Regions from separate parts of the Homo sapiens genome. Here regions 1, 2 and 3 are each linked to region 4. A link is an interaction called in ENCODE POLR2A ChIA-PET data of the cell type or tissue named here. Cell type or tissue: MCF 10A. All regions are shown on one strand. Links, peaks and the distances in the headings refer to the core of each region. The heading gives the core; the rest is flanking DNA. Region 1 holds the start of TRN-GTT1-1 (tRNA-Asn (anticodon GTT) 1-1). Region 2 overlaps FCGR3B (Fc gamma receptor IIIb). Region 3 holds the start of TRL-CAA6-1 (tRNA-Leu (anticodon CAA) 6-1). Region 4 overlaps FCRLB (Fc receptor like B).

The links. Peaks named below come from ENCODE experiments on the same cell type or tissue, not always from the same donor. Only the 100,000 strongest peaks of a DNase experiment are listed, where the experiment ranks them.
Region 1: POLR2A ChIA-PET joins it to region 4 with 11 read pairs; 9 of 35 experiments call an interaction of 5 or more read pairs at or near these places.
Region 2: POLR2A ChIA-PET joins it to region 4 with 15 read pairs; 13 of 35 experiments call an interaction of 5 or more read pairs at or near these places.
Region 3: POLR2A ChIA-PET joins it to region 4 with 16 read pairs; 13 of 35 experiments call an interaction of 5 or more read pairs at or near these places.

Annotation. Positions count from the first base shown.
Region 1 is chr1:161,534,535-161,542,955 of GRCh38, reverse strand. It overlaps TRN-GTT1-1 (tRNA-Asn (anticodon GTT) 1-1), which reads right to left and starts at 2,715; the gene lies at 2,642-2,715. It overlaps FCGR3A (Fc gamma receptor IIIa), which reads left to right. Exons shown (of 5, transcript NM_000569.8): 5 at 1-1,197. It also overlaps the pseudogene RPS23P10. RefSeq lists a silencer at 2,510-2,739. In MCF 10A, for the core only: no CTCF peak of the experiment used is centred there; a DNase peak (open chromatin) is centred at 2,765.
Region 2 is chr1:161,617,410-161,623,585 of GRCh38, reverse strand. FCGR3B (Fc gamma receptor IIIb) reads left to right here. Exons shown (of 5, transcript NM_001244753.2): 5 at 1-390. It also overlaps the pseudogene RPS23P9. Among named protein-coding and RNA genes, the nearest start is that of TRL-CAA6-1, 8.5 kb to the right of the region's middle. In MCF 10A, for the core only: no CTCF peak of the experiment used is centred there; a DNase peak (open chromatin) is centred at 1,905.
Region 3 is chr1:161,608,229-161,616,649 of GRCh38, reverse strand. It overlaps TRL-CAA6-1 (tRNA-Leu (anticodon CAA) 6-1), which reads left to right and starts at 4,621; the gene lies at 4,621-4,704. It also overlaps the pseudogene HSPA7. RefSeq lists enhancers at 3,682-3,731, 3,476-4,169, 4,170-4,864. In MCF 10A, for the core only: no CTCF peak of the experiment used is centred there; DNase peaks (open chromatin) are centred at 4,019 and 4,461.
Region 4 is chr1:161,722,959-161,731,379 of GRCh38, reverse strand. FCRLB (Fc receptor like B) reads right to left here. Exons shown (of 8, transcript NM_001002901.4): 4 at 8,371-8,391; 5 at 7,759-8,013; 6 at 5,293-5,559; 7 at 4,387-4,677; 8 at 3,237-4,133. The coding sequence ends at 3,718. Among named protein-coding and RNA genes, the nearest start is that of FCRLB, 5.6 kb to the right of the region's middle. RefSeq lists enhancers at 3,890-3,939, 5,000-5,139 and silencers at 4,200-4,459, 4,490-4,539, 4,550-4,789. In MCF 10A, for the core only: a CTCF peak has its summit at 5,143; DNase peaks (open chromatin) are centred at 4,209, 4,929 and 5,209.

The DNA.
Region 1 (8,421 bases), core at 1,774-4,273, 190 kb after region 4:
TGGATTTGCAACCCCATCATCCTCAGGCCTCTCTACAAGCAGCAGGAAACATAGAACTCAGAGCCAGATCCCTTATCCAACTCTCGACTTTTCCTTGGTCTCCAGTGGAAGGGAAAAGCCCATGATCTTCAAGCAGGGAAGCCCCAGTGAGTAGCTGCATTCCTAGAAATTGAAGTTTCAGAGCTACACAAACACTTTTTCTGTCCCAACCGTTCCCTCACAGCAAAGCAACAATACAGGCTAGGGATGGTAATCCTTTAAACATACAAAAATTGCTCGTGTTATAAATTACCCAGTTTAGAGGGGAAAAAAAAACAATTATTCCTAAATAAATGGATAAGTAGAATTAATGGTTGAGGCAGGACCATACAGAGTGTGGGAACTGCTGGGGATCTAGGGAATTCAGTGGGACCAATGAAAGCATGGCTGAGAAATAGCAGGTAGTCCAGGATAGTCTAAGGGAGGTGTTCCCATCTGAGCCCAGAGATAAGGGTGTCTTCCTAGAACATTAGCCGTAGTGGAATTAACAGGAAATCATGAGGGTGACGTAGAATTGAGTCTTCCAGGGGACTCTATCAGAACTGGACCATCTCCAAGTATATAACGATGAGTCCTCTTAATGCTAGGAGTAGAAAATGGTCCTAGGAAGGGGACTGAGGATTGCGGTGGGGGGTGGGGTGGAAAAGAAAGTACAGAACAAACCCTGTGTCACTGTCCCAAGTTGCTAAGTGAACAGAACTATCTCAGCATCAGAATGAGAAAGCCTGAGAAGAAAGAACCAACCACAAGCACACAGGAAGGAAAGCGCAGGAGGTGAAAATGCTTTCTTGGCCAGGGTAGTAAGAATTAGAGGTTAATGCAGGGACTGTAAAACCACCTTTTCTGCTTCAATATCTAATTCCTGTGTAGCTTTGTTCATTGCATTTATTAAACAAATGTTGTATAACCAATACTAAATGTACTACTGAGCTTCGCTGAGTTAAGTTATGAAACTTTCAAATCCTTCATCATGTCAGTTCCAATGAGGTGGGGATGGAGAAGACAATTGTTGCTTATGAAAGAAAGCTTTAGCTGTCTCTGTTTTGTAAGCTTTAAGCGCAACATTTCTTGGTTCCAATAAAGCATTTTACAAGATCTTGCATGCTACTCTTAGATAGAAGATGGGAAAACCATGGTAATAAAATATGAATGATAAAATTCTTTCTTCTTCCCTTTGTCCAACATTGTAACAGAGATTGGTTTGGATTGGTAAGAAACACCCCCTCCTCCCAGCAACCATCTCACCACAACTCATATAAATTAGCCAGCTTGCTTTCCAAATCTTGCTGAGACAATTGGGCTAAGGAGGATTCTTATGGGAAGTATGGGATAGGAGGGTGAATAAGCATTAGAGATCGTTTTAGAGCATTGGGGCAGATAGGAGAAGGCACAGCTACACAGGAGGTAGAGGCCTGGGCAGAGGTAGAGGGTCAGCCTGATTGTATGAATTATGAGCTATATACCAAGACGATTCAAGCTAGATTGCATACATAAATATTACATAAGATTCCGACACGACACAGGTGCATTTGGAAACCTTGGACATTCAACTCACATTTATTTACTACCTACAATGTGCAAGCTTGAGTTCAGGTGCTGAAGATACCAGATGAACAACACAGGGTCATTCCCTGGAGAAGCTTTATTTCTAGTGAGAAAAACAGTTAAATAGGAAGAGAATGAAGAAAGGGCTGCAGAAAAGAGGCTTGATTTGGGGGGTGTGGTCATGAAGGATGAGTAGGAGTTCGCCAGGCAAAGAAGAGAAGAAAAGCCCAAGGTTCATAGGCAAAGATTCAAAAACCAGAGTGTGAGTTCAAGAAAGCAGTTTGGTTCTGTGTCGGTGAGGGAGAGGAAAGAGTTTCAGGGCCAGATCATGAAGGGCATTACCTTCCAAACTAAGGAGATCGTATCAGACCCTGCAATACATTGAGAGAGTTTAAGCAGACCAGGTTTGTACCGTATAGTATTTTAGAAGGATTCTCTCGCAACTACTTGATGGATGGACGGGACAGGAGAGTTGAAGACCAGAAGCCAAATAGGGCAGCAAGGCAGGATGCAGTAACCCAAAGGGAGCAATGAGGAAGTAACTGGCGGTGAGGCTGGAGAGGAAGGTGCTTAATCAACAAGGTATTTAGGAGGCCGACTCTCCAAGAATTGGCAGCCAGCAGTACACGGCGTGACTAAGGACCAGGTTCCACACATAGTGCCCGTTTTCTGAGTTAGGAAATAGAAAGGCAAGGCAGGTACAGGTTTGGTGGAAAGACAAACAATTCGTTTTGGTATTATTAGTACTTACTTCCTTTGGTCAGTAAATTTTCTTAAAGTGTCAGTTTCCATAACGTAATTGCCGTGGTTAAGCAGCTAAGAGTTATCACTACAACCCTAGTCGGAAAAACCAAATACCTCAAAATTACCCGTACAGCACTAAGGCAGAAGAGGACATTGGGAACCACACAACGCGGAGGTCTGCTACCAGAGCTCCCTGCGGTTAGCACCGCGGCTGGTTTTGAGCGCCAAGGCCCCAGCGCTCCCAGCGGATAGCATCGCACGCAGTTTTTTCAGTCAAAGTTTCAAAAACCCAGGGTTCACAAAATGCGACTTCCGTCCCTGGGTGGGATCGAACCACCAACCTTTCGGTTAACAGCCGAACGCGCTAACCGATTGCGCCACAGAGACGGGCGTTGGCGATTTTGGCTGCCAAGTCACTTCACTGAAGAAAAAATGCTCAGCACTCACGTCTCCAAAAAAATTGAGGTTGATTTGAAACCAGTGACACAATTAGCTTTCCGTGCTTCAGGGCGCGGCTCATAGCCCTGAGCGAGGCAGGTCTTTTTTCTGCGCTAGCACTTGCCTAGATCTGGAGCAGGACTCAGCTTCCAGCAGAAGAGGTTGAGAAAAGGAGAGCAGAAGAGAATGCAGGAACGAAGGGTCTTCGGGGAATCCAAAATGGATGCTCTCTGTGGGTTCGGGGGTTCCGTTGATTTTGGTCAGAGAAGTACGACGATAAGCTTTTTTTGCTGATGTAGACAACTTATGTATGCATGTGCACACGTTTAGTGCTGACTCATAATAAGCTTATTATCGTGAGCATTAAAAATATTTTCTTTCAGGTCCAATCACGTCCAGCAAAATGTGATGTCTAAGTAAGTGAGTTTTGTGTTACAAAATTAGTCTTCAACCCACGCTGTTTTGAAAGGTTTCTACCGGCATATTAGACATGCAGACAGAACACGGAGCTTAAAAAGCCTGTAACATTCCAATTAATGGTATTCAGCTTGGAAATAAAAAATATTTTTTAAAAAATGCGTGCAACTTAAGGACTTTCATGCTGACATATCCAGATCCAAATATCTGAGGACAGAGACCCCTAATTCCACCACCATCGACCTAGGGAACCTCGTCAGTGCTGGGTCTAAAAAGGCTTTTTTTTTTTCTTTAATTCATATGTATATATACTTTATTCATATATATATATACTTTAAGTTCTAGGCTACATGTGCACAAGGTGCAGGTTCGTTACATATACATGTGCCATGTTGGTGTGCTGCACCCATTAACTCGTCATCTACATTAGGTGTTTCTCCTAATGTTATCCCTCCCTCCTTCCCCCACCCACGACAGGTCCCGGTGTGTGATGTTCCCTACCATGCACACGTATGTTTATTGTGGAACTATTCACAATAGCAAAGACTTGGAACCAACCCAAATGTCCATCAATGATAGACTGGATTAAGAAAATGTGGCACATATACACTATGGAATACTATGCAGCCATAAAAAAGGATGAGTTCATGTCCTTTGTAGGGACATAGATGAAGCTGGAAACCATCAGTCTGAACAAACTATCACAAGGACAGAAAATCAGACACCGCATGTTCTCACTCATAGGTGGGAATTGAACAATAAGAACACTTGGACGAAAGCCATTTTCTATATTGCCCAAAAACCAGGGTCTCTCCATAGCCTCCACACAGAATCTCCTTTCTTTCTGCCCTGCCATCCTCTGTCATCAGTGGGCTCCAGTTTAGGAGCAGGTGGAAGTTTTCAATGATGTTCAGTGAAATGAGAAGACATGCAAACATAGATATGTATATGCAGAAATTATATATGCATATATGTTTATATGTACACAGTATCATATGTATAATAAATAAGTAAATAAATAAATAAATTTGCCAAATGATCTTTAAACTAGAGTCATTTATTTTTTTTATTAATTTTTTTTTTTGAGATGGAGTCTTGCTCTGTCGCCCAGGCTGGAGTGCAGTGGCGCAATCTTGGCTCACTGCAACCTCCACCTCCCACATTCAAGCAATTCTCCTGTCTCAGCCTCCTGAGTAGCTGAGATTACAGTCATGGGCCACCATGCCCGGCTAATTTTTGTATTTTTTTTTTTTTTTTTTTGAGACAGAGTCTCGCTGTCGCCCAGGTTGGAGTGCAGTGGCGCGATCTCGGCTCACTGCAGGCTCCGCCCCCCGGGATTCACGCCATTCTCCTGCCTCAGCCTCCTGAGTAGCTGGGACTACAGGCACCTGCCACCTCGCCCGGCTAATTTTTTTGTATTTTTGGTAGAGATGGGCTTTCGCTATGTTGGCCAGGCTGGTCTCAAACTCCTGACCTCAGGTGATCCTCCTGCCTCAGCCTCCCAAACTGCTGGGATTACAGGTGAGAGCCACTGTACCAGGCCTAGAGTCATTTCTTTTATACTTTAAATTTTTGTCTCTGTTCTTTTGCTCAGACCTGTGGAGCTGGCAATATGGGCAAGTGTCATGGACTGTCTACTGCCAGGAAGCTCCATTGTCACCGACAGGATCAGAAGTGGCATGGTAAATGGTACAAGAAAGCCCATTCGGGCACAGTCCTGAAGACCAGCCTTTTTGGAGGTGCTTCTCATGCAAAGGGAATTGGGCTGGAAAAAGTAGGGATTGGAGCCAAATAGCCCAGCTCTGCCACTGAGAAGTGTGCCAGGGCCAAGCTGATCATCCAGCATAAGCTAGATGCTGTGGTCTCCACTGGCACAGCTGATCCTCTTGTTACAGGATGGAGGCTGTGAGGCAGATGAGAGAACAGCAAGAAAATCACAGCCTTTGTACCTGATGATGATTGCTTGAATTTTATTGAAAAAAATGATGAAGTTCTGTATCAGGGGAACCAGCACCCAATATTTCAATGTAGGTTCTTTTCTATTTTCCCTAAGTGTCGGCCGGTCTGAGAAATGAAGAGAAAGAGTACAAAGAGAAGAATTTTACTGCTGGGCCGCCAGGGGTGACATCACATATTGGCAGGTTCCATGATGCCCACCTGAGCCACAAAACCAGCAAGTTTTTATTAGGGATTCTAAAAGGGGAGGGGGTGTACAAACAGGGAGTAAGTCACAAAGATCACATGCTTCAAAGGGCGATAAAAGATCACAGGGCAAGGCAAAATTAGAATTACTGATGAGGGCCTATATCCCGCTGTGCACGCATTGTCTTGATAAACATCTTAACAGGAAACAGGGTTTGAGAGCAGACAACTGGTCTGACTAGAATTTACCAGGCTGGAATTTCCCAATCCTAGTAAGCCTGAGGGTACTGCAGGAGACCAGGGTGTATTTCAGTCCTTATATCAACCACATAAGACTGAGACTCCCAGAGCAGCCATCTATAGACCTACCCCCAGGAATGCATTCCTTCCCCAGGGCTATCAATTATTAATATTCCTTGTGGGGAAAAGAATTCAGCAATATTTCTCCTACTCACGTGTCCATCTACAGGCTCTCTGCAAGAAGAAAAATATGACACCATTCTTCCCGACCCCACAGGCAGTCAGACCTTACGGTTATCTTTCCTTGTTCCCTGAAAATTGCTGTTATTCTGTTCTTTTTCAGGGTGCACTGATTTCATATTGTTCAAACACAGATGTTTTACAATTTGCACAGTTAACCCAACCATCACAGGGTCCTGAGGTGACACACATCCTCAGCTTACGAAGATGACAGGATTAAGAGATTAAAGACAGGCATAAGAAATTATAAGAGTATTGATTGGGGAAGCGATAAATGTCCATGAAATCTTCACAATTTATGTTCAGAGATTGCAGTAAAGACAGGTGTAAGAAATTATAAAAGTATTAATTTTGGAAACTGATAAATGTCCATGAAATCATCACAATTTATGTTCTTCTGCCTCGACTCCAGCTGGTCCCTCCATTCAGGGTCCTGACTTCCTGCAACAGTTCTGGTTGCTGGATTTGGCAGGAAAGGTCATGCTGTTGGTGATATTCCTGGAGTCCACCTTAAAGTTGTTAAAGTAGCCAATGTCTCTCTTTTGGCCCTATCAAAAGCAAGGAGGAAAGACCAAGCTCATCAGCTTTAATGGTGAAAACCCAATAGTAATAAGTTTTCATTTGCCAAAATAAGTTGTTTTTAAATGTCCTTTCTTTTTTAAAATTAAAATTAGGATAGATGATAGTTTTGTGGCTATTTGTTTTATGAATTTTGCAATTTGGCAAAATGAAAAGTTGGCCACCCTATACTAGTAACCAACTTTTCTGATGTCATTAGAGACAGGGTCTTGCTCTATCACCTAGGTTGGAGTGTAGCTGCACGATCTTAGCTCACTGCAGCCTGCAACTCTCAAGCTCAAGCAATCCTCCTGCCTTAGCTTCCCAAGTAGTTGGGATTACAGGCTTGAGCCACCTTGCCTGGCCAGTAACCAACATTGTGGGGAAATTTTGTTCATCTGTGAAGTTCAAGTTTGGAACTACCACTCTGTGCTTTACCTCCATTGTTGGATTGACAGCAGAAATAAAAAGTTATTAGTTTCCAGTTGATTGTGAATACGTATACATTTCCTATGCTACATTTTACATGTATGTGACAGCAATGCAAAAGCAGGAGAGTAAAAAGGAAGAATTTTTAAAGAATAAAAGAATAATTGAGGTCAGAAGTACAAAACTAGGTGGTGAAATAAATTCAAATATATCAGCTATTTTTTTTTGGAGGGTGGGTGGACAGAGTCTCTGTCACCCAGGCTGGAGTGCAGTGGTGGCATCTTGGCTCACTGCAATCTCCACCTTCCCGGTTCAAGCGATTCTCCCACCTCAGCCTCCTGGGGACTACAGGTACATGCCACCACACCCACCTAATTTTTAGTAGAGATGCGGTTTCACTATGTTGGCCAGGCTGGTCTTGAACTCCTGACCTCAAGTGATCCACCCGCCTCAGCCTCCCAAAGTGCTGGCATTATAGGTGTGAGCCACCATGACCCGGCCTATAACAGTAATTATAATAATGCAACTGAACAAAACCTTCCAGTTAAAAGATAAAATGCATTTTTAAGATCAATTTTATTCTGTTTAGAAGAATGACATTAAAATGTAAAGAAACAGAAAGACTAAATGGAAAAGGGAATGCCAGGAATATTCTAACAAAAAGAAAGTTGGCATTTAGCTATACAATATCAGACAAAATAAAGTTTAAGAAACAATGCATCATTAGGGATGAAGATGGTCATCATATAATAAAAGATTAAACTACTGATGAATATGTAACTGATAAAATGGCATTAAAATATGAAAACAAGAATTAGGCCTACAAGGGAAAATGAACAAATCCGTCGCCACAGTGAGAGAATTCCGCATACTTCAACCTTTACTAGATCAAACAGAAAAAAATTATTAAGCGTGTCTCTTTTTCTTATTTACTTTTATTAAGCATATGAATGCAATTAACAAGCTCAATTTAACAGATATATATATAGAACTGCAATCAATAATTATTAGTTGTACATTCTTCTCAAACTCACATGGGATATTATGAAAACTGACTTTATATGAGGCTGATAAGTTTCTTTTATTTATTTATTTTTTTTTTTTTTGAGATGGAGACTTGCTCTGTCACCCAGGCTGGAGTATGATGGCACTATCTCAGCTCACTGCAACCTCCGCCTCCTGGGTGCAAGTGATTCTCCTGCCTCAGCCTCCTAAGTAGCTGGGATTACAGGTGCGTGTGCCACCACACCTGGCTAATATTTTTCATTTATTTATTTTTTATTTTTAGTAGAGATGGGTTCACCATGTTGGTCAGGCTGGTCTTGAACTCCTGATCTCAAGTGATCCACCCATCTCGGCCTCTCAAAGTGCTGGGATTACAGGCTTGAGCCACTGCACCTGGCTAAGGCCAGTAAGCTTCAACATATGTCATGGAATCAGTACTATATGAAGCACATTTTCTGAACATAAGGAATTTAACTCAGAAATCAATGACAAAAAATAACTTTTAAAAGCCTTCATATATTTGGAAATTTAAAAAAACAAAATTTATGGAATGCAGTGAATCCTGTTATAATGGGGAAATGTATAGCCAGTGGCTATTCTGATTGGTCAGTGCTATATCTGTTA
Region 2 (6,176 bases), core at 355-2,854, 110 kb after region 4:
CAGGAGGTGAAAATGCTTTCTTGGCCGGGGTAGTAAGAATTAGAGGTTAATGCAGGGACTGTAAAACCACCTTTTCTGCTTCAATGTCTAGTTCCTGTATAGCTTTGTTCATTGCATTTATTAAACAAATGTTGTATAACCAATACTAAATGTACTACTGAGCTTCACTGAGTTACGCTGTGAAACTTTCAAATCCTTCTTCATGTCAGTTCCAATGAGGTGGGGATGGAGAAGACAATTGTTGCTTATGAAAGAAAGCTTTAGCTGTCTCTGTTTTGTAAGCTTTCAGTGCAACATTTCTTGGTTCCAATAAAGCATTTTACAAGATCTTGCATGCTACTCTTAGATAGAAGATGGCAAAACCATGGTAATAAAATATGAATGATAAAATTCTTTCTTCTTCCCTTTGTCCAACATTGTAACAGAGATTGGTTTGGATTGGTAAGAAACACCCCCTCCTCCCAGCAGCCATCTCACCACAACTCATATGAATTAGCCAGCTTGCTTTCCAAATCTTGCTGAGAAAATTGGGCTAAGGGGGATTCTTATGGGAAGTATGGGATAGGAGGGTGAATAAGCATTAGAGATCGTTTTAGAGCATTGGGGCAGATAGGAGAAGGCACAGCTACACAGGAGGTAGAGGCCTGGGCAGAGGTAGAGGGTCAGCCTGATTGTATGAATTATGAGCTATATACCAAGACGATTCAAGCTAGATTACATACATAAATATTACATAAGATTCCGACACGACACAGGTGCATTTGGAAACCTTGGACATTCAACTCACATTTATTTACTACCTACAATGTGCAAGCTTGAGTTCAGGTGCTGAAGATACCAGATGAACAACACAGGGTCATTCCCTGGAGAAGCTTTATTTCTAGTGAGAAAAACAGTTAAATAGGAAGAGAATGAAGAAAGGGCTGCAGAAAAGAGGCTTGATTTGGGGGGTGTGGTCATGAAGGATGAGTAGGAGTTCGCCAGGCAAAGAAGAGAAGAAAAGCCCAAGGTTCATAGGCAAAGATTCAAAAGCCAGAGTGTGAGTTCAAGAAAGCAGTTTGGTTCTGTGTCGGTGAGGGAGAGGAAAGAGTTTCAGGGCCAGATCATGAAGGGCATTACCTTCCAAACTAAGAAGATCGTATCAGACCCTGCAATACATTGAGAGAGTTTAAGCAGACCAGGTTTATACCGTATAGTATTTTAGAAGGATTCTCTGGCAACTACTTGATGGATGGACGGGACAGGAGAGCTGAAGACCGGAAACCAGATAGGGCATGCAAGGCAGGATGCAATAACCCAAAGGGAGCAATGAGGAAGTAACTGGCGGTGAGGCTGGAGAGGAAGGTGCTTAATCAACAAGGTATTTAGGAGGCCGACTCTCCAAGAATTGGCAGCCGGCAGTACATGGCATGACTAAGGACCAGGTTCCACACATAGTGCCCGTTTTCTGAGTTAGGAAATAGAAAGGCAAGGCAGGTACAGGTTTGGTGGAAAGACAAACAATTTGTTTTGGTATTATTAGTACTTACTTCCTTTGGTCAGTAAATTTTCTTAAAGTGTCAGTTTCCATAACGTAATTGCAGTGGTTAAGCAGCTAAGAGTTATCACTACAACCCTAGTCGGAAAAACCAAATACCTCAAAATTACCCGTACAGCACTAAGGCAGAAGAGGACATTGGGAACCACACAACGCGGAGGTCAGCTGCCAGGGATCCCGGCGGTTAGCACCGCGGCTGGTTTTGAGAGCCAAGGCTCCAGCGCTCCCGGCGGATAGCATCGCACGCGGTTTTTTTCAGTGAAAGTTTCAAAAACTCAAGGTTCACAAAAGTGGGACTTCTGTCCCGGGGTGGGAACGAACCACCAACCTTTCGTTTAACAGCCGAAGGCGCTAACCGATCGCGCTACAGAAACGGGCGTTGGCGACCTGGGCTGCCAAGTCACTTCACTGAAGAAAAAATGCTCAGCACTCTTACGTCTCCAAAAAATTTGAAGTTGATTTGAAACCAGTGACACAATTAGCTTTCCGTGCTTCAGGGCGCGGCTCACAGCCCTGAGCGAGGCAGGTCTTTTTTCCGCGCTAGCACTTGCCTAGATCTGGAGCAGGACTCAGCTTCCAGCAGAAGAGGCTGAGAAAGGGAGAGCAGAAGAGGATGCAGGAACGAAGGGTCTTCGGGGAATCCAAAATGGATGCTCTCTGTGATTTCGGGGGTTCCGTTGATTTTGGTCAGAGAAATACGACGATAAGCTTTTTTTGCTGATGTAGACAACTTATGTATGCATGTGCACACGTTTAGTGCTGACTCATAAAAAGGTTATTGTCGTGAGCATTAAAAATATTTTCTTTCAGGTCCAATCACGTCCAGCAAAATGTGATATCTAAGTAAGTGAGTTTTGTGTTACAAAATTAGTCTTCAACCCACGCTGTTTTGAAAGGTTTCTACGGGCATATTAGCCATGCAGACAGAACACGGAGCTTAAAAAGCCTGTAACATTCCAATTAATGGTATTCAGCTTGGAAATAAAAAATATTTTTTAAAAAATGCCTGCAACTTAAGGACTTTCATGCTGACATATCCAGATCCAAATGTCTGAGGACAGAGACCCCTAATTCCACCACCATCGACCTAGGGAATCTCGTCAGTGCTGGGTCTAAAAAGCCTTTTTTTTCTTTAATTCATATATATATACTTCAAGTTCTAGGCTACATGTGCACAAGGTGCAGGTTTGTTACATATGTATACATGTGCCATGTTGGTGTGCTGCACCCATTAACTCGTCATTTACATTAGGTGTTTTTCCTAATGTTATCCCTCCCCCCTTCCCCACCCACGACAGGTCCCGGTGTGTGATGTTCCCCACCCGTGCACACGTAAGTTTATTGCGGAAATATTCACAATAGCAAAGACTTGGAACCAACCCAAATGTCCATCAATGATAGACTGGAGTAAGAAAATGTGGCACATATACACTATAGAATACTATGCAGCCATAAAAAAGGATGAGTTCATGTCCTTTGTAGGGACATAGATGAAGCTGGAAACCATCAGTCTAAACAAACTTTCGCAAGGACAGAAAATCAAACACCGCATGTTCTCACTCATAGGTGGGAATTGAGCAATAAGAACACTTGGACAAAAGCCATTTTCTATACTGCCCAAGACCCAGGGCCTCTCCATAGCCTCCACACAGAATCTCCTTTCTTTCTGCCCTGCCATCCTCTGTCATCAGTGGGCTCCAGTTTAGTTGCAGGTGGAAGTTTTCAATGATGTTTAGTGAAATGAGAAGACATGCAAACATAGATATGCATATGCAGAAATTATATATGCATATATGTTTATGTGTACACATATTTTATATCTTATGTAAAATACATATATGTGTATCATATGTATACTAAATAAGTAAATAAATAAATTTGCCAAATGATCTTTAAACTAGAGTCATTTATTTTTTTTTAATTAATTTTTTTTTTTGAGATGGAGTCTTGCTCTGTTGCCCAGGCTGGAGTGCAGTGGTGCGATTTCGGCTCACTGCAACCTCCACCTCCCACATTCAAGCAATTCTCCTGCCTCAGCCTCCTGAGTAGCTGAGAAGATTACAGTCATGGGCCACCATGCCCGGCTAATTTTTGTGTTTTTTTTTTTTTTTTTGAGACAGAGTCTCGCTGTCGCCCAGGTTGGAATGCAGTGGCGCGATCTCGGCTCACTGCAGGCTCCGCCCCGCAAGGTTCACGCCATTCTCCTGCCTCAGCCTCCCGAGTAGCTGGGACTATAGGCGCCTGCCACCTCGCCCAGCTAATTTTTTTGTATTTTTAGCAGAGATGGGCTTTCGCTATATTGGCCAGGCTGGTCTCAAACTCCTGACCACAGGTGATCCTCCCGCCTCAGACTCCCAAAGTGCTGGGATTACAGGCAAGAGCCACCGTACCAGGCCTAGAGTCATTTCTTTTATTTTAAATTTTTGTCTCTGTTCTTTTGCTCAGACCTGTGGAGCTGGCAATATGGGCAAGTGTCATGGACTGTCTACCTCCAGGAAGCTCCATTGTCACCGACAGGATCAGAAGTGGCATGGTAAATGGTACAAGAAAGCCCATTCGGGCACAGTCCTGAAGACCAGCCCTTTTGGAGGTGCTTCTCATGCAAAGGGAATTGGGCTGGAAAAAGTAGGGATTGGAGCCAAATAGCCCAGCTCTGCCACTGAGAAGTGTGCCAGGGCCAAGCTGATCATCCAGCATAAGCTAGATGCTGTGGTCTCCACTGGCACAGCTGATCCTCTTGTTACAGGTTGGAGGCTGTGAGGCAGATGAGAGAACAGCAAGAAAATCACAGCCTTTGTACCTGATGATGATTGCTTGAATTTTATTGAAAAAAATGATGAAGTTCTGTATCAGGGGAACCAGCACCCAATATTTCAATGTAGGTTCTTTTCTATTTTCCCTAAGTGTTGACCGGTCTGAGAAATGAAGAGAAAGAGTACAAAGAGAAAAATTTTACTGCTGGGCCGCCAGGGGTGACATCACATATTGGCAGGTTCCATGATGCCCACCTGAGCCACAAAACCAGCAAGTTTTTATTAGGGATTCTAAAAGGGGAGGGGGTGTACAAACAGGGAGTAAGTCACAAAGATCACATGCTTCAAAGGGCGATAAAAGATCACAAGGCAAGGCAAAATTAGAATTACTGATGAGGGCCTATGTCCCGCTGTGCACACATTGTCTTGATAAACATCTTAACAGGAAACAGGGTTCGAGAGCAGACAACTGGTCTGACTAGAATTTACCAGGCTGGAATTTCCCAATCCTAGTAAGCCTGAGGGTACTGCAGGAGACCAGGGTGTATTTCAGTCCTTATCTCAACCACATAAGACTGAGACTCCCAGAGCGGCCATCTATAGACCTACCCCCAGGAATGCATTCCTTCCCCAGGGCTATCAATTATTAATATTCCTTGTGGGGAAAAGAATTCAGCAATATTTCTCCTACTCACATGTCCATCTATAGGCTCTCTGCAAGAAGAAAAATATGACACTATTCTGCCCGACCCCACAGGCAGTCAGACCTTACAGTTATCTTTCCTTGTTCCCTGAAAATTGCTGTTATTCTGTTCTTTTTCAGGGTGCGCTGATTTCATATTGTTCAAACACAGATGTTTTACAATTTGTACAGTTAACGCAACCATCACAGGGTCCTGAGGTGACACACATCCTCAGCTTACGAAGATGACAGGATTAAGAGATTAAAGAGAGGCATAAGAAATTATAAGAGTATTGATTGGGGAAGCGATAAATGTCCATGAATTCTTCACAATTTATGTTCAGAGATTGCAGTAAAGACAGGTGTAAGAAATTATAAAAGTATTAATTTTGGAAACTGACAAATGTCCATGAAATCATCACAATTTATGTTCTTCTGCCTCGGCTCCAGCTGGTCCCTCCGTTCAGGGTCCCTGACTTCCTGCAACAGTTCTGGTTGCTGGATTTGGCAGAAAAGGTCATGCTGTTGGTGATATTCCTGGAGTCCACCTTAAAGTTGTTAAAGTAGCCAATGTCTCTCTTTTGGCCCTATCAAAAGCAAGGAGGAAAGACCAAGCTCATCAGCTTTAATGGTGAAAACCCAATAGTAATAAGTTTTCATTTGCCAAAATAAGTTGTTTTTAAATGTCCTTTCTTTTTTAAAATTAAAATTAGGATAGATGATAGTTTTGTGGCTATTTGTTTTATGAATTTCACAATTTGGCAAAATGAAAAGTTGGCCACCCTATACTAGTAACCAACTTTTCTGATGTCATTAGAGACAGGGTCTTGCTCTATCACCTAGGTTGGAGTGTAGCTGCACGATCTTAGCTCACTGCAGCCTGCAACTCTCAAGCTCAAGCAATCCTCCTGCCTTAGCTTCCCAAGTAGTTGGGATTACAGGCTTGAGCCACCTCGCCTGGCCAGTAACCAACATTGTGGGGAAATTTTGTTCATCTGTGAAGTTCAAGTTTGGAACTACCACTCTGTGCTTTACCTCCATTGTTGGATTGACAGCAGAAATAAAAAGTTATTAGTTTCCAGTTGATTGTGAATACACATACATTTCCTGTGCTACATTTTACATGTATGTGACAGCAATGCAAAAGCAGGAGAGTAAAAAGGAAGAATTTTTAAAGAATAAAAGAATAGCTCTCCCTCTCCCT
Region 3 (8,421 bases), core at 2,742-5,241, 110 kb after region 4:
CGTCTGGGAAGTGAGGAGCGCCTCTGCCCGGCAGCCACCCCATCTGGGAGGGAGATGGGGGGCGACTCTGCCCTGCCACCGCCCCGTCCGGGAGGTGGGGGGTGCCTCTGCCCGTCTGCCCCTTCTGGGAAGTGAGGAGCCCCTCTGCCCAGCCGCCACCCCGTCTGTGAGCTATACCCAACAGCTCGTTGAGAACGGGCCATGATGACGATGGCGGTTTTGTGGAATAGAAAAGGGGGAAATGTGGGGAAAAGATAGAGAAATCAGATTGTTGCTGTGTCTGTGTAGAAAGAAGTAGACATGGGAAACTCCATTTTGTTCTGTACTAAGAAAAATTCTTCTGCCTTGGGATGCTGTTGATCTATGTATGACCTTACCCCCAACCCTGTGCTCTCTGAAACATGTGCTGTGTCCACTCAGGGTTAAATGGATTAAGGGCAGTGGAAGATGTGCTTTGTTAAACAGATGCTTGAAGGCAGCATGCTCGTTAAGAGTCATCGCCACTCCCTAATCTCAAGTACCCAGGGACACAAACACTGCGGAAGGCCGCAGGGTCCTCTGCCTAGGAAAACCAGAGACCTTTGTTCACTTGTTTATCTGCTGACCCTCCCTCCACCATTGTCCTATGACCCTGCCAAATCCCCCTCTGTGAGAAACACCCAAGAATGATCAATTAAAAAAAAATAAAAATAAAAGAATAATTGAGGTCAAAAGTACAAAACGAGGTGGTGAAATAAATTCAAATATATCAGCTATTTTTTTTTGGAGGGTGGGTGGACAGAGTCTCTGTCACCCAGGCTGGAGTGCAGTGGTAGCATCTTGGCTCACTGCAATCTCCACCTTCCCGGTTCAAGCGATTCTCCCACCTCAGCCTCCTGGGGACTACAGGTGCATGCCGCCACACCCACCTAATTTTTAGTAGAGATGCGGTTTCACTATGTTGGCCAGGCTGGTCTTGAACTCCTGACCTCAAGTGATCCACCTGCCTCAGCCTCCCAAAGTGCTGGGATTACAGGTGTAAGCCACCATGACCCGGCCTATAACAGTAATTATAATAATGCAACTGAACAAAACCTTCCAGTTAAAAGATAAAGTGAATTTTTAAGATCAGTTTTATTCTGTTTAGAAGAATGACATTAAAATGTAAAGAAACAGAAAGACTAAATGGAAAAGGGAATGCCAGGAATATTCTAACAAAAAGAAAGTTGGCATATAGCTATACAATATCAGACAAAATAAAGTTTAAGAAATAATGCATCATTAGGGATGAAGATGGTCATCATATAATAAAAGATTAAACTACTGATGAATATATAACAGATAAAATGGCATTAAAATATGAAAGCAAGAATTAGGCCTACAAGGGAAAATGAACAAATCCGTCGCCACAGTGAGAGAATTCCGCATACTTCAACCCTTACTAGATCAAACAGAAAAAAATTATTAAGCGTGTGTCTCTTTTTCTTATTTACTTTTATTAAGCATATGAATGCAATTAACAAGCTCAATTTAACAGATATATATATATAGAACTGCAATCAATAATTATTAGTTGTACATTCTTCTCAAACTCACATGGGATATTATGAAAACTGACTTTATATGAGGCTGATAAGTTTCTTTTATTTATTTATTTATTTTTTTTTGAGATGGAGACTTGCTCTGTCACCCAGGCTGGAGTATGATGGCACTATCTCAGCTCACTGCAACCTCCGCCTCCTGGGTGCAAGTGATTCTCCTGCCTCAGCCTCCTAAGTAGCTGGGATTACAGGTGCGTGTGCCACCACACCTGGCTAATATTTTTCATTTATTTATTTTTTATTTTTAGTAGAGATGGGTTCACCATGTTGGTCAGGCTGGTCTTGAACTCCTGATCTCAAGTGATCCACCCATCTCGGCCTCTCAAAGTGCTGGGATTACAGGCTTGAGCCACCGCACCTGGCTAAGGCCAGTAAGCTTCAACATATGTCATGGAATCAGTACTATATGAAGCACATTTTCTGAACATAAGGAATTTAACTCAGAAATCAATAACAAAAAATAACTTTTAAAAGCCTTCATATATTTGGAAATTTAAAAAAACAAAATTTATGGAATGCAGTGAATCCTGTTATAATGGGGAAATGTATAGCCAGTGGCTATTCTGATTGGTCAGTGCTATATCTGTTAACTCCTCCACAAAAAGAATTATCTTCTGGGTTTTGCTTTTGGCTTTCCCTAGACATCCCAAAAAGCCAGCCCCCATACCTTGGCTGGCCACAGGGAACTCTAGGTGGCCACTTCCAGAAAAACCACTCAGTGAATCCCAACGTGAAGGGCTAACTGAAGCCAGCCTATGGCAGGTGTTGGTTATAGGTCCCTGTCCCTATATGTCTCCCAAGACAGGGCAGCCTGAACACTGATCCACTTAGCGATTGCGCAGTGTCAATCTGGCCCCACACAGCTGTGGCTAGCCACTACCAGTCAGTACTACCCTTTGGTTCTTCTTGCCTGTGGGCACTGCAGCCTCTGTGGGACCTTAGTACTAAGAGTCAGAGAATATCAGGGAGAACAGGTGGGCAGTAACAGGTTACATTGGAGGCATAAGCTAGATGCTGTGGCCTCCACTGGCACAGCTGGTCCTCTTGTTACAGGATGGAGGCTGTGGGGCAGATGAGAGCATAAGGGAGGTTTGGAGCTAAAGGGTGGCTGAGGTGCAGATGTTCTTTCTTCCCATCCCTGTTGAATTTCACCTCCATTTTAGGGAATGAGACTTAAAATCTCAAACATCATCCCACTACAGGCATTAACAATGGACCCTCCTGGCAATGTTTATACATTTGTAATATATGTTTATATATTAACCCATTGAAGAATTAAAATTATCATCATTATCCTCTTTTACAGGAGGAAATGGAGACAAAGAGAGCCAAGATTCAAACACAGGAAGCACAACAGAGCCCATGCACTTAATCTTCACACTGTGTTGCCTCATCCAGCCTGAATGGTTAGGGTCAATCTAATTATATATGTCATTCCAATAAATGACTTTTGTATAATAAAAGATAACGGATACATAAAACCCTCAGACAGTATTTTAAAGGCTGGAAAATTTGTGAATACAATTGCTGTTAGTTCAACCGGTGACAAAGAACTCAGTATCATAAACAGCATGTTAGGAAAAAGTTTCAACTTATCGAGACTACAAGTCATCTAATGACTATCAGTTTATTAGGAAATTATCAAAAGAGTTTGATTCCCAGCCAAACTGAATCCCTGCTTCTCTCCCATGTAACTCAGTTCCAAATCAAATGCACAGTCCAGTACATCTGAGCTTTTTGCCAGCAGAGAGGGGGCCCGAATGAGTTGCTTACTATGAGGCCACTTGGGGGGGGGGGTTTATGGACTGGAAACGGGAAGGAATGTGCTTAGTTTGCCGGCTGTTTTGGAGAATGCGTGATTTAGGTTGGCCTGGGACCTTGGCCTGGGACTAATTAGAAAGCTTGGCCCGGGACCTTAGCCTAGGACCTCGGCCGGGAATAATTAGGGGCTTAAGTGATGATTTGTAGAGGCTAGCGAATGAACCTCGCAAGTGAAGACACAAGAGCCCCTTTCTGAAGCTAAGACTCATCCCAGGATTGAAATGATCCCAAAGATTCCTCAAGAGTTGGAAGTTTACAAAGGAAGGAAGGGAGGAAAGAACCATCAGAATTTAATCCCTTCAAAAAAAGCCTGGGTTTAGAAAGAGGCCAGGGGAAAGACAGGAAGCGAGTACGGAAAGTGAGGTATTGCTGCAGTTTCGTTGAGGCGTAAAACGAATACACAGCGCGCTGGAGGCTCCGGCTCAGAAAAGTTTTTCGTAGAAGGAAAGACAAAAACGTTTCGTTACCCGGGAATCGAACCCGCGTTAACTGCTTGAAAGGCAGCTGTGCTCACCACTACACCACCAACGCGTCCCCGGTTTGGAATTTTAGAAATCTATATATAAGATAAGCAAAGCGTATGACTTTCCCGACCGTTCTAGCAGTGTCTTTTGTTTATGATCCTGAGGTTAAACATGCTAAGCCCTCCATTGGTGAGAACCGATTCTTATGAATCGGCCCCGCCCCACAAACGGCGGGGGGCGGTGAACGCAGAAGCCACTTGCTCTGGAAGCCGGAGGGCGGAGCCGGCTCACAGCCGAGAGAGAAAGCCGCAGTTGAGCACCGCCGGGGGATTTTCCTCCGCCGTCTTCTCTTCCCCCCCGCACTCCTCATGTCCCGTAGCTCCCAGCTCCGCAGCTGTTCGAGACTCCGCACTGGATCCGCCGGGTGTCGGATTCAGCAACAGTGATTGGTGCGGAGGATCCGAGGGAGACGGGCCGACACAGGGTCTACCTTGACATGGCTCGACCCCTCTACAGAAGCAGAGGGGCGCTCGAAGAGTCGCCAGGGAAAATGGAGCCTTAAGGTTTAGTTTGGGTAGTGAGGAAAGAGGAAAGAGCTGTCGGAGGCTGTTTCATTTTTCCCGCTTTGCGACAAGGTCTAGAGAGAGTTACAATTTTATTTGAAACAGTAAATAGACACATTAATGTGACCTGATAGCGTGCACCATCAGTATATGATAAAATTAGGAGAAATTAGGAAGTTTAGCAAAACGTGTGTCAGGATGGCCGAGCAGTCTTAAGGCGCTGCGTTCAAATCGCACCCTCCGCTGGAGGCGTGGGTTCGAATCCCACTTTTGACAACGTATGTTTTCCATCCTTACTTTTCCTCCTGATTTGAACCAACCAGCAATTATGTTTGAATTCTTAGAGAAAGACTTTTCGATCGGTCAACACTGCGTTTTATCCTGGGTATCTACATTTACGAAAATTATTTGTGCTTCTCTGCACATATAGAACTAAATCTATTTTTCCTGTATTGTAGGCTGGAGTCTGGTCTATGAAAACAGGGAGCAGTTGAGACTAAGTTTAACTTTGGACTCCAACTTCCCAGTGTCAATTTATCCATTCTTTTATTCAACAACAATGTGTTGAGCCCTTTCTGTGCGTCAAGCACACTAAGGCAGGCAGATACCATCTCCTTTGACTAAACAAGAGAACGCCCTCAACACAGGATCCTTTAATTTGCTCTACAGTCTTAGCTGGGTTTTTTTTTTAACGCTAACGCAGTAGTGTCAAACTTTGGTAAGGATCAGATTCTCCACCGCCTTGCCCCGCTCCCCAGCTTTTTTTTTTTTTTTTTTGAGACAGGTTCTCACTCTGTACCCCAGGCTGGAGTACTGTGGCGCGATCTTGGCTCACTGCAGCCTCCGTCTTCCCGGTCCACGCGGTTCTCGTGCCTCAGCCTCCCAAGTACCCGGGGTTCGCGCCTGTAGTCCCAGCTACTCCGGGAGCCTGAGGCGAATCTCTTGAGCCCAGGGGGCAGAGGTTGCAGTGAGCCGAGATCGTGCCACTGCACTCCAGGCTGGGGTACAGAGTGAGACCCTGTGTCCAAAAAAAAAAAAAAAAGTCATTAATGTTATACCAATGCCAATTTCTTAGGTTTGATAAATATAACATGGTTATGTAAGGTTTTAACATTAGGGGAAGTAGAAAGGATATAGAGTAATAACTTTATGTAGTATCTTTGCAACTTGTCTGTTCATCTAAAATTATTGCAAAATCAAAAATTCTTTTAAAAAACCAACAACTTGAAAGTGGTTGCCTGTGAGGAGTAGGACCTGGGAAGGGGGCAAGAAACTGCTTGTACCAAGAATTGATTTTTTTAATAATGGGCATGTGTTCTGATTTAATTTGTTCAAACTTTTTCCCCCCCTTTGGAACTGGGTGACATAGTTGTGATTACAATAATCAAACTAAGACTACATACAATATAAGGATTTTTAGATACCTAGTATACAAGAAACAGTCCCCAAAGAAACTAAACCAAAATGATCAACAGACATTTAAAAGTAAATAAAGTTTGTTTATATTTCTCTGTAGAAAAATAGATTGCACCCAAATGGGAGGATCTGAGATGTCACAACTAAACACGATAAAAATCTTTCTTCTTATATTCCGTGTGTGTTGGGTTTTTTAAAAGGAGAAAAGGCATGCTATCAAAATACTAAGAAACTATATAAAAGTGAGTACCATCAATCCTCTTGAGAAGTTCAAACAGGTTGAGGGGGGTCAATGTTGAGAATTGAGATGAGATTCAGGAAAGGAAGAATGTAATGCAGGATGTACGTGTCACTCCATCTCTCTCTCTTTTTTTTTTTTTTTCAGGTTCCTTCCATGTGAAGCCAGGCTGCGTAAGACTTGGGCCAGGGCCAGGAAAAAAGGGCAGTTAAAAATGTGAAATGACAGCCAGGGACAAGTGCGTTGTTAGTGTAACCTTCTCTCCGTCTTTAAAAAATCAACCTAAGAAATATAATGTATAATGTAGCATTGTTCTAGCCAAGCTCTCCCATAATTTCTGAGATGAAAATAAATCTCCCAATGTGCACAGGGCAAATATACTCTGGATTGGATTGACTGGGAACTAACACAAGGTTATCCTTTTGATTATTTTGTTTACACCAACAAAGCAAAGGCAAATATCCTTGCTTTTATATTGTCATTGACTCAACTGGCAGTAAAGTTGTGCCTAAGGATATTTTGCAGATTCCGTCACTTGCTATAAAAAACACACAACTAGCTAGGCGTGGTGGCTCACACCTGTAATCCTAGCACTTTGGGAGGCTGAGGTGGGCAGATCACCTGAGGTCACGAGTCTGAGACCAGCCTGACCAACATGGTGAAACCCCATGTCTACTAAAAATGCAAAACTTAGCTGGGTGTGATGGCAGGCACCTGTAATCCCAGCTACTCGGGAGGCTGAGGCAGGAGAATTGGTTGAGCCCGGGAGGCAGAGGTTGCAGTGAGTTGAGATCGCACCTTTGCACTCCAGCTTAGGCGACAGAGCAAGACTCTGTCTCTGCAAGTATACAATAAAATGCACACTTTTTCTCACGGGGCTCAGCATCCAGCTGTGTTTCAAAGGAATAATATGACCAATTTCAAAACATCTAGGGGAAGGTCTGGTAATAAGTGGAGTTATGGCCTATTTGTAAGGTGGCATGCTGAGGCTCTAGACTCAGGCAGGACAGGGTTCTTCATTCCAGCCTTCCTGTCCCCACTTTATAGCTTTGTGTCTTTGAATAAATTGTTTAACCTCTTTGAACCTCATAATGCTCATCTTCAAAAAGAAGATAGTATTCCATAATGCTACTGTGAAGATTAAGTTAGATTGTGTATGTCAAGTACCTAGTACATAGTTATCACCCAACTAACAATTAATAGTAATTGCTAATATTTGTTGATAGTATATTATACGCCTGACATTCTTCTTTGCCTCTTACATATATTAATTAATTGAACCCTCACAACAGTCTGGAGGTTGGTACTGTTATCATCATCATCATCCCCACTGCAGGGAAGGAGAAACTGAAGCTTGGAGAGTTTAATTTGCACAGTATATAAAGTGGCAGGGCTGAAAATCTATAGAGTCTTGTTCCAACATCCTCATTATGCCATGGGCAGAAACCACATGGGATCATACTATTTCTCTGACATAGATAAAGTCAATAGTAACTTTAATCGTACCACCAGATCTACTTCCTCTGACATATACCATCCTCCAGAGTCCAGGACTCAGAGTCTTTTCTCTAAAAGAACAATGGATAAAGTGACATGATTACAAACAGCTAATAAGCATGTAAACTATTTGTTAGTGTTATTAAAACAGCTAGACTGACAAACTCAACCAGGTTCCTATGACAAAAATACAGAATTTGAATCATAGGATCACACATGGAAACACTGCCAGTACTTAAGTTTCTCTTCATTCTCTGCTTTTCCAATTCCACATCTCTCCCTCTCTCTTCCTGCATTATATCTCAATCCTCTCCTCTTTACCAGCCCTAACTCTTCAGTACTGTTCCAATGTATTGGCCTCAAACTCTTTTCCAAACCCTGCCTTCCCCTATAGGAATCATGCACACGGTCTCAGGAATATTCTTCACATTCCTCCTTCAGCACCCACCCCAACATTTTCTGCTTCTGAAAGCCTTTATGTACTTTTGTACTTTGATTGGTTGGAATGAAAAGCAAGAAGGAGTTTTAAAAGTTTATTTAGGTCTATAACTATATTTTACATAACAAAATTCATACATACAAGTAACAAAATACACAAAATATAGGTGAAAGCAATGTTAAAGTGCCACACAAGTTTTAATAAATTAATGACTTTTTATTTGAAGCAGAAGAGGATGAACCGCCCTCCCCCCAAAAAGTCAAAAGACTTCAGTTATCCTGGAAAGAAAGTTCTAGCTTTGGAGGGAAGACCCCCCCAAGCCCTTCATCTCTGAAGGGCAGGATCATAGAAGACAGTCTAGAAGGCCCATAGCATAGCCCTGACAGTCACAGCTGACTTATCA
Region 4 (8,421 bases), core at 2,872-5,371:
CAGACTCTTAGTTACATCTCTTCTGGATCAGGAAAAGACCTGGAGAGGGAAGAGGATTCTCTACGGAATGTAAATTTCCCCCACAAGAGACAACGTTGCAGGGCCATTTCAAAATATGTCAAAGAAATATAGTTTGGGGTAAAATACTTTGATTTTCAGAGTCAGGTTGGAGTTGGTATCTTATTGCTACATAGTCAGTTCTGTCAGTCTTAGGATCTCTATTTTAATGTTATGCTGGTCAGTTGTGCTAAACTCCAAAAGGGGGAGGGTATAATTAGGCATGTCCAATCCCCCACTTCCCTTCGTGGACTAAACTGGTTTTTCAGGTTTCTTTGAAATCTTCTTGGTTGTGAGGGGGGTCCATTCAGTCTATTGGGGGGGCTTAGAATTTTAATTTTGGTTTACAAACCCAAAGAGATCCCCCTTTCATAGTGTAAGGTCAAGTAAAAACTGAGACTCAAGGAGAACAGTTTAAAGAGTAAGGCTGAAATCCAAAGGGAATGCGACAGAATTTTTTCTGCTCTCTGATAGCGGACATTGGGGTTCCTTGTCTGGCATCTGCTATGGACAGCCGCAGGATTAGGGTTTGCAGCCTAAGTCTGAGACACCAAACTGATCAGAGTATCAGAGAGAAGCAGATTCCTCCCTAGGTTTCTCCAGCATTTTTCTGCCATCCCTGCTGTTTGGGAATGAGCTCTGAGAGTCCCCTTGGACAACCTGGGCTAGCTAGCCTTCTGGTTTCCCTAAATGCATGTAGGAACCTCAAACAAAAGGGATGAAGATGAAGCTGATATTTCCTTAATGCAGGTCTTCCTGGGAGATCAATAACAGATATCTTAGAAGATCATCTTGATCCTGCCCTCCTCTTAAAAGCTGGGGTACACGAAGAAGACAGTGGAGTCTACAGGCCATATGAGTCAATTCCTCTCCCCTACACCAGAAAGTTGAGTCATGAATGATTTTCACTCTCACCAAAAAGTCCTTGTTCTTCCCCATCCCCCCGCATCCTAGTTCTAAATGGAAGTAGATGGCAAAACAAGAACAAGGATGTTGATGTTGCCAAAAAGGTGTGAATGAAAGAGATACTGCTGCCCTAGCTCTCCTTTGAGTAACTATTTCTCTTTTTTGTACTCTTAAAAAATGATCAACTGATTTTTTAAATGACCTGAGATTCTTTGATTACTAAGCCTCTTGCCACTAATGTTAGTCACTTCCTGTCTATATCAAGATGGCAGAAACCGGCCGGGCGCGGTGGCCCAAGCCTGTAATCCCTGCACTTTGGGAGGCTGAGGCAGGTGGATCACCTGAGGTCAGGAGTTCAAGACCAGCCTGGCCAACACGGTGAAACCCCGTCTCTACAAAAATACAAAAATTAGCCTGGCATGATGGCAGGTGCCTGTAATCCCAGCTACTGGGGAGGCTGAGGTGGAAGAATCACTTGAACCTGGGAGGCGGAGGTTGCAATGAGCTGAGATTGCTCCAGCCTGGGTGACAGAGTGAGATGTGAGACTCCGTCTCAAAAAAAAAAAAAAAAAAAAAAAGCAGAAATCTCAGGGAAACAAAATCAGAAGGGGAAAAGAGCCTGGGCACTGAAATAGAGTGCAGTTAGCTAGGAAAGGTGGCCTTGGAAGAGAGTTCTGAGAAGTGAGATGAGCCTGCATCAGAAAGCTGGAAATCAGAGCCACAAAGGCCCTTGTAGACCAAGACCCCAGAACTGAATTATAGGCACCTGGACATATCTCTCAGAGTTAAGCAAAGATCCACTGAGATAAGTTTGATTCTTCTTGTCTAATTTTAAGTTAGCATTTCCTCAGATTAGACATATTGATGCCTTCATGTCAGGAATGCTTTCAGATAGCCATCCCAAGTATCCAACAGGCTAAAGCACTTCTTAACAAGACTTTCATGTTCTGATTCCTTCCTACTTCCCCATATTCATCTCTGTCACCTCCTCCCTAAAATACACCTACACAGATACACATAAACACACATAATTCTCCAACCACTCCCAATTATTTGTAGCTCCATAAACACGCTACAGTCTTTCATTTCTTTGTGTCTTTGCTTCCTCAGCCTACTTGCCATACCCTCAATCTTTCTCACATCTCCATGTGGTAGTTCTTGCTCTTCCTTAAAAATTCAACTTTCTTCTCTGAATTCCTATCATGTTTCATAGAGCACTTATCACATTGCAGTGTAATTTATGTGTGCACCTGCCTGCCTGCCTGCCTCTCTGTATAATTTCAGTGGCTTTGTAATAATAATATGGTGAAGAACAATATTAAGAAGAATAGGATGAAGGCTGTTGATATTATTCTGGTTAATCACTCAGAAAGAAATGGAAAATCGGGTTGTGACGCAACATCTATCAAGCAGAAGTAAAGGATGAGAGGGTACAGTTGTTACAGCTCTAAGCCTTAACAGTGAAACTTAACTGAAGAAGGATATGGACCTGATGAGAACGAGGCCTCCTGAGGACAAATCACACTAGCTCTGCAGAGGATTGATGGCTCCAGTAGGCAGATGGGAAAACCCATCAAAATGGGACTTTCCAGGAACATAACCATGAAATTGCAATTGAAATGGCTTCTCACTTTTCTTCTTTTAACTAAGTGAGAGTAAAGTCACCATGCAGGATGGCATACTGATCTGTGCATGTGTGTATCTTGGTGTATTCATGTTGGAAAGGCTCTTAAGAAAAAAGCTGCTAAGAATGAGAACTCAATTTTGAGGATTTGTCTTAAAGTTTCTTCAAAAAGATTTCTCAATGCAAATGGTACACTTATTTAATATACGGCTAAGGTTAGCATAGTCTGCCTGCTGCTACCACAGCCCATCAGTCTGTCTAGCTGCACTGGGGCAGGGGGTGCACCTGGGTTAAGTCTAACAGAACTCTGACCCTTTTTTTTTTTTTTTTTTGAGATGGAGTTTCACTCTTGTTGCCCAGGCTGGAGTGCAATGGCACGATCTCGGCTTACTGCAACCTCCGCCTTCCAGGTTCAAGCAATTCTCCTGCCTCAGCCTCCCAAGTAGCTGGGATTACAGGCGCCTGCCACCATGCCCAGCTAATTTTTGTATTTTCAGTAGAGACGGGGTTTCGCGATGTTGGCCAGGCTGGTCTCGGACTCCTGACCTCAGGTGATTCCCCCCCCCCCCCCGCCTCAGCCTCCCAAAGACTCTGACCCTTTTAACCAGGGAATGGGAGGCCCACACAAACAACTTTCTCTCGCCAAAACTAAATAGAACCCAGGATTTATTTGAAGATGTAAACTCATCAGTAATAGGACTGAACGTCTTTTTAATATCAACAGAGTAAATTCATTATGAATAATTACACTTTGACCCTAAAATATTCTCAAGTGCTCAGTTACCTCAATGTACTTAAATACCAAAAAAACTGCCTGTGCTGAAATATGTACTGGCTAGGCTTATCTGAAGGGCTAAGGGTGACTAAATTCACATCCAAAGTTAAATCACAATGTAGTAAATAACAGGTTTCTACTTCTTGCTGAATTCTGTGAGAATTCAAAGAGAATGCTTGCGGTTACAAACTGCTGTGTGAGGTTGAAATCGTCAGCCACTACACTTCGTGGGCGCTCCTTTAAAAACCACAGCAAAACACAAGGATGCAAACAGATGGCTTTGAAAGAAATTCGCGTGAGGGGAAGCAGGAGACCAAGGAGGAATGAGCCTGCAGAGGGGACGGTAGCCGCCCCCTCAGCTCTCCACAGGAGTGGTCTCTGGGGTTCCCGGGCTCACAGCAAAGTGAGAGGTGGGGGTCTCGGGCGTTCCCCTGAGCTCCCGGAGGGCCTGTGGCTCCTTTAATTCCAGGACCACCCGGCTCAGAAGGCCTTTGAGCAGCTGCATTTCTCGGAGCAGAAGGTCCACGTCGGGTTTCAGGGCTCCAGCCGATTGTTCCAAGGGCGTCGGCGGAGCGCAGGCGGGTGGCCCCGCAGTCGGGGCGCCGCTCGCCGGGAACTGCAGCCCGGTGGAGGTGGTGTTCCGGACGGAGGTGACCAACGGGACCGATCTGGACACCGGGGGCTTTCTGAAGGAAAGCGGCCTATTACCAGGAGCCAAGGCTGCGGCCCATGGAGCTGGGGCGGTGGTGGAGGCCGGGTCCAGGGGAGAACCTGTGAATGCATTACGCCCAGTCACGCGCGGCTTGCATGGTTCTTCTCGGCGCTGGGCTGGGGGAGGGGCGTAGGGCGGTGGGCGGGGATGGGGAAGGCCGGAAGAGGGGTGAGGAGGAGGGCGGCGAAGGGGAGATGGGAAAGGCGGGGGGCGGGACGGGAACCAGGGGGCGGGGGTGATTCGTGGGTGCCGAGAGGCGGAAGCAGGGCTGACCGCCAGGGTCGGCGTCCGGGAGGGTGTGCAGGCACTCACCCGGCCCCGGGAGCTGCAGCCACGGACTGCGTTTCCGGACACTGCGGGTGGCGGTAGCCGCCTCGCACCAGTACGATTCGAGCTCCTCGACCTCGGGCTCCGGGACTGTGTACTCGGCGCCCCAGTCGAAGCGGCGCACCGCGCGGCTGTACTTGTAAAACGCGAACTGCAGCGGCGTGTCGCGCTTCTGCGGGTGCAGGCGCGTGTCGCAGCGCAGCACCACCCCACCCAGCGCCGCGCCGCGGGCCTCCCGCGGACCCATCACCCTCAGCACCGGCGCCCGGAACAGCTCTACGGAGAGGGCGGGGAGCAACGGCGCCGGCTTGTCCACCGCTCCGCGACCCCGCTCCTTCCTGCTTCCCGCGAGGGCTCCTTGCAGACCCACAGACCAAGGGGGGAGGGGAGGAGGCCGTGTGTCCACGTGGAGGGGGAAGGGGAGCCTTCTGAAATGTGGGGCAGGGGGACCGAGTCCACGAGGGACGGGGAAAGCTTGAAAGGAAGAGGGACCAGGCCAGACGCTTCATGTCACATCCCGACTGACACTCAGCTCGGGTTCTGCAGCCTAGAATAGGAGACGCTGCGCCTGCCTTGCAGGACGCTAGGGAGTCGCTCCTTCGTCCCAGTCCCACAGTGGCCCCTGCCCCTGCCAGAGCTGCCCTCTCTGTGGGAGTCCCCAGCCAGAGTGAGAAGCCAGGATGTGCGTCGGGGAAAGGGACCAGCCTCCAAGCAGGCGGCGGATCAAGCGCTGCTTCACGGCAAAGGAGAGGAGACAGCGTCCATAGTCTAAGAGAAACCCTCCAAGTGGCAGCTATTTGAACTTCCGCCCCTTCTTTTCTCGCCGAGCTCCTGTCCCAGAATTTCTCAATGCTCATTTGCCTCCCTCCCGGGGCCCCTGGTCTCTCCCACCTTGCACTGTCACAGCCACCTTAGCGGAGAACATGGGCGCGCTCTCCACCGGGATGCGCATGGTGCCCGAGCACTGGTAGCGCCCGCTGTCGCTGGCACGCGCCTGTAACACAGTGTAGTTGGCGCTGGAGTGGAAGTAGCGCACGGCCTGGCCGTCGTGGTAGTAGTGAAGCTTGTAGACCACCTTGTCGTACCAGCCGCGGCAGCGCAGGACTAGCGGCTCACCCTCGAACACTGGCGCATAGGGCACTTGCAGAATCAGCCAATCTGCGACAGACACCACAGACACGCTTGACTCCACAGAAAGTCCAGCCCTGGAGATCTCCCACTCTCACAGCCTTCCAGCTTTCTCCTCTTAACTCCTCTCCCTCCCTTCCCCGCCATCTCCCACCGCTTTCTTTTCTTTTCTTTTTCTTTCTTTTTTTCTTGTTCTTTTTCTTTTTTTGAGACATGGTCTTGCTCTTGTCGCCCAAGCTGCAGTGCAGTGGCACAAACTCGGTTCACTGCAACCTCCACCTCTTGGGTTCAAGCGATTCTTCTGCCTCAGCCTCCCGAGTAGCTGGGATTACCGGTGGGCGCCATCACACCCAGCTAATTTTTGCATTTTTTAGTAGAGACAGGGTTTCACCATCTTGGCCAGGCTGGTCTTGAACTCCTGACCTCAGGTGATACGCCCACCTCGGCCTCCCAAAGTGGTGGGATTACAGGCGTGAGCCACCGGGCCTGGCCTCCCACTGCTTTCTTGAGCGGACAGGCCTTCCCTGGTGGTTGGCACCCAGCAGCCTCATAGTGCAAGATATATTTGTAGGTGAGTGGGAAGGAAGGGGGATGGCTGGTCTTTCACTTAGCCAGGGAGCAAAGATGCCAGAGACTTGGCTCCACCCTCAAAGGGTTTTGACCATGAGAATCAACTATAACCTCCTTAGGATGGTGTCAGAGTCCTCCTGACTGGGTCCTGCTTACCTCTCCCTCACCATGGCAGTATTCATTCCTGCCCCATTTCCTCTCTACTTTCCTCATCTTCCACTCCTAACAGGATAAGTTCCAGCCATACTGAACTGTTGAGAGAACTGGCCCTGCTCTGAGCCCGAGGCTTTTGTACCTGCTATTTCCTCAGCCAAGAAGACTCTCTTTCACCTGTTTAAGTTCACCTGCTTGTCCTGCATGTCTAGGCTTAGACCTTATCTCCTCCAGAAAACATCCCTGACACCCCAGGAGAGCCTTAGGTATCTCCTACAGCACCTCATAATTACCCTGTGATCATTATAGCACGCTTACATAGCCCTAGCACAGAGCAGATGCCATTTTAGGTGTTGTACATTGAGAAAGAATCCTGCAAGTAATAGCCACAATCCACATGCACTCCCAATCTGTAAGCAGTAATTACTCCTATAGTACTCAGTATAATTATTGCTATCACCAATGATTTCCGAACAAGAAACCACAGAGTATGAATATGAAGTGTGTGTAAGTGCTAATCTGAACATTGAGTGATGTGCTTTAAATTCTGAATACAAATTGTGGCTAGGAGTGCACGATCTCAGCTCACTGCAACTTCCGCCTCCCAGGTTCAAACAATTCTCATGCCTCAGCCTCCTGAGTAGCTGGGACTACAGGCACCCGCTATCATGCCCAGCTATTTTTTTTTTTTTTTTTTTTTTTAGTAGAGAGTGTTTCACCATGTTGGCCAGGCTGGTCTTGAACTCCTGACCTCAGGTGATCTGCCCGCCTTGGCCTCCCAAAGTGCTGGGATCACAGGCTTGAGCCACCGTGCCCAGCAATCCTGTACTTTATTGAACAAATTATTGTTATTTTTCTTATCCTGTTTTAAAACCCTTCAAGCATCTCGAGAATCAGTTTCTCAGCTGACTCCTGTGTACACATATACACGTCTGCAATAAAACTTTGAGTAAGTGCTCAGTTCAATTGCTGCTTTTTTTCTTTAGCAAATCATAATTCACTTTTAATCCTCAGAGCAGCCGAAGAGATACATACTATTATTGTCCCTTCTTTACAGATGTGGACACTGAGGCACAGAGAAGCATCACACTGTTCAACTGAGAGTAGATCCTTGATCTATGCTCAGACTGCCAGGGAAACTCACCTTTCCTGTTTGGTGAATTTCCTTTACTGCTCCCTCCCCAACCCCCTAAAGTTCTCTGTCCAGCACTCCAGGTCCTTGGAGCCTTTGCTCTTCTGAGCTGGTCTCAGAAACAAACAGAAATGTTCACACTGTGCCTCACACTATGGCAGGAGGGTAAGGGGACCTTGGGGGCTAGGCATGCCTTACTGCATCTCTCGCATAGTGCCGTGCAGGTCCCTACCTGCTCCAGAGACTTAAGATAGGCCCCAGTGTGGCCCTTGTTTCCTGCACCTTGGGATTGGCCCAGTGTTCCCTCCCACCAGAGGACTAGTATTGCCAGAGGAGACACGTGCTCCCCCTCCCCTCGTGCTCAGTCCACTCACCATTGGATACAGAGAGGTGGATGGGGTCACTGACGGGTGCTCCCCGTGTCTGGCATCGATACACCCCTGGTGTCTGCACCTCAATGCTCTTCTTGTGAGAGGGCAGAAGTAGGTGGCCCAAATACCAGAGAGTGCTGATGGGCTGGAGCTCCAGGAGCAGTGGGTGGTATCCATCACACTTCAAAGTTACCCGCTCCCCTTTGAAGATGGTGGTCCAAGGTGGATGTAGAGACAATATGGGCTTCTCCAGAGTAGCTGGGGTGGGGAGTGGGGTGAGAGGGGGCAGCATGCAAAGAGAATCAAGGTGAGGTGCCCAAAGAAACGACCTGAGTTTGGGAAATCTTAGGAAACCCCAGCTCGCAGGCCCCAGCCCATGTACTAACCCATCCCTGCAGGAGAGGAGATCACATTCATTGGGTTACAGACTACCAGTCCATCAGCCAGCACCCATTTCTAAATGCCTTCAAGCAAATTTAGTCCCAGGGGTTGACGAGAGTGGGAAGAGACACTATCCCAGCGCAGCCAAGAAGTGAGGAGTCTACTTGAAAAGGTCACTTAGGGGGTTGGAGTGGAAGCTGTAGAAAATTGGGATGAGAAATTTATAAGACTCACCAGCTTGCCCACTGCTTGGAACTGCAGAACAGGAAAGAAGGAAGAGGAAGG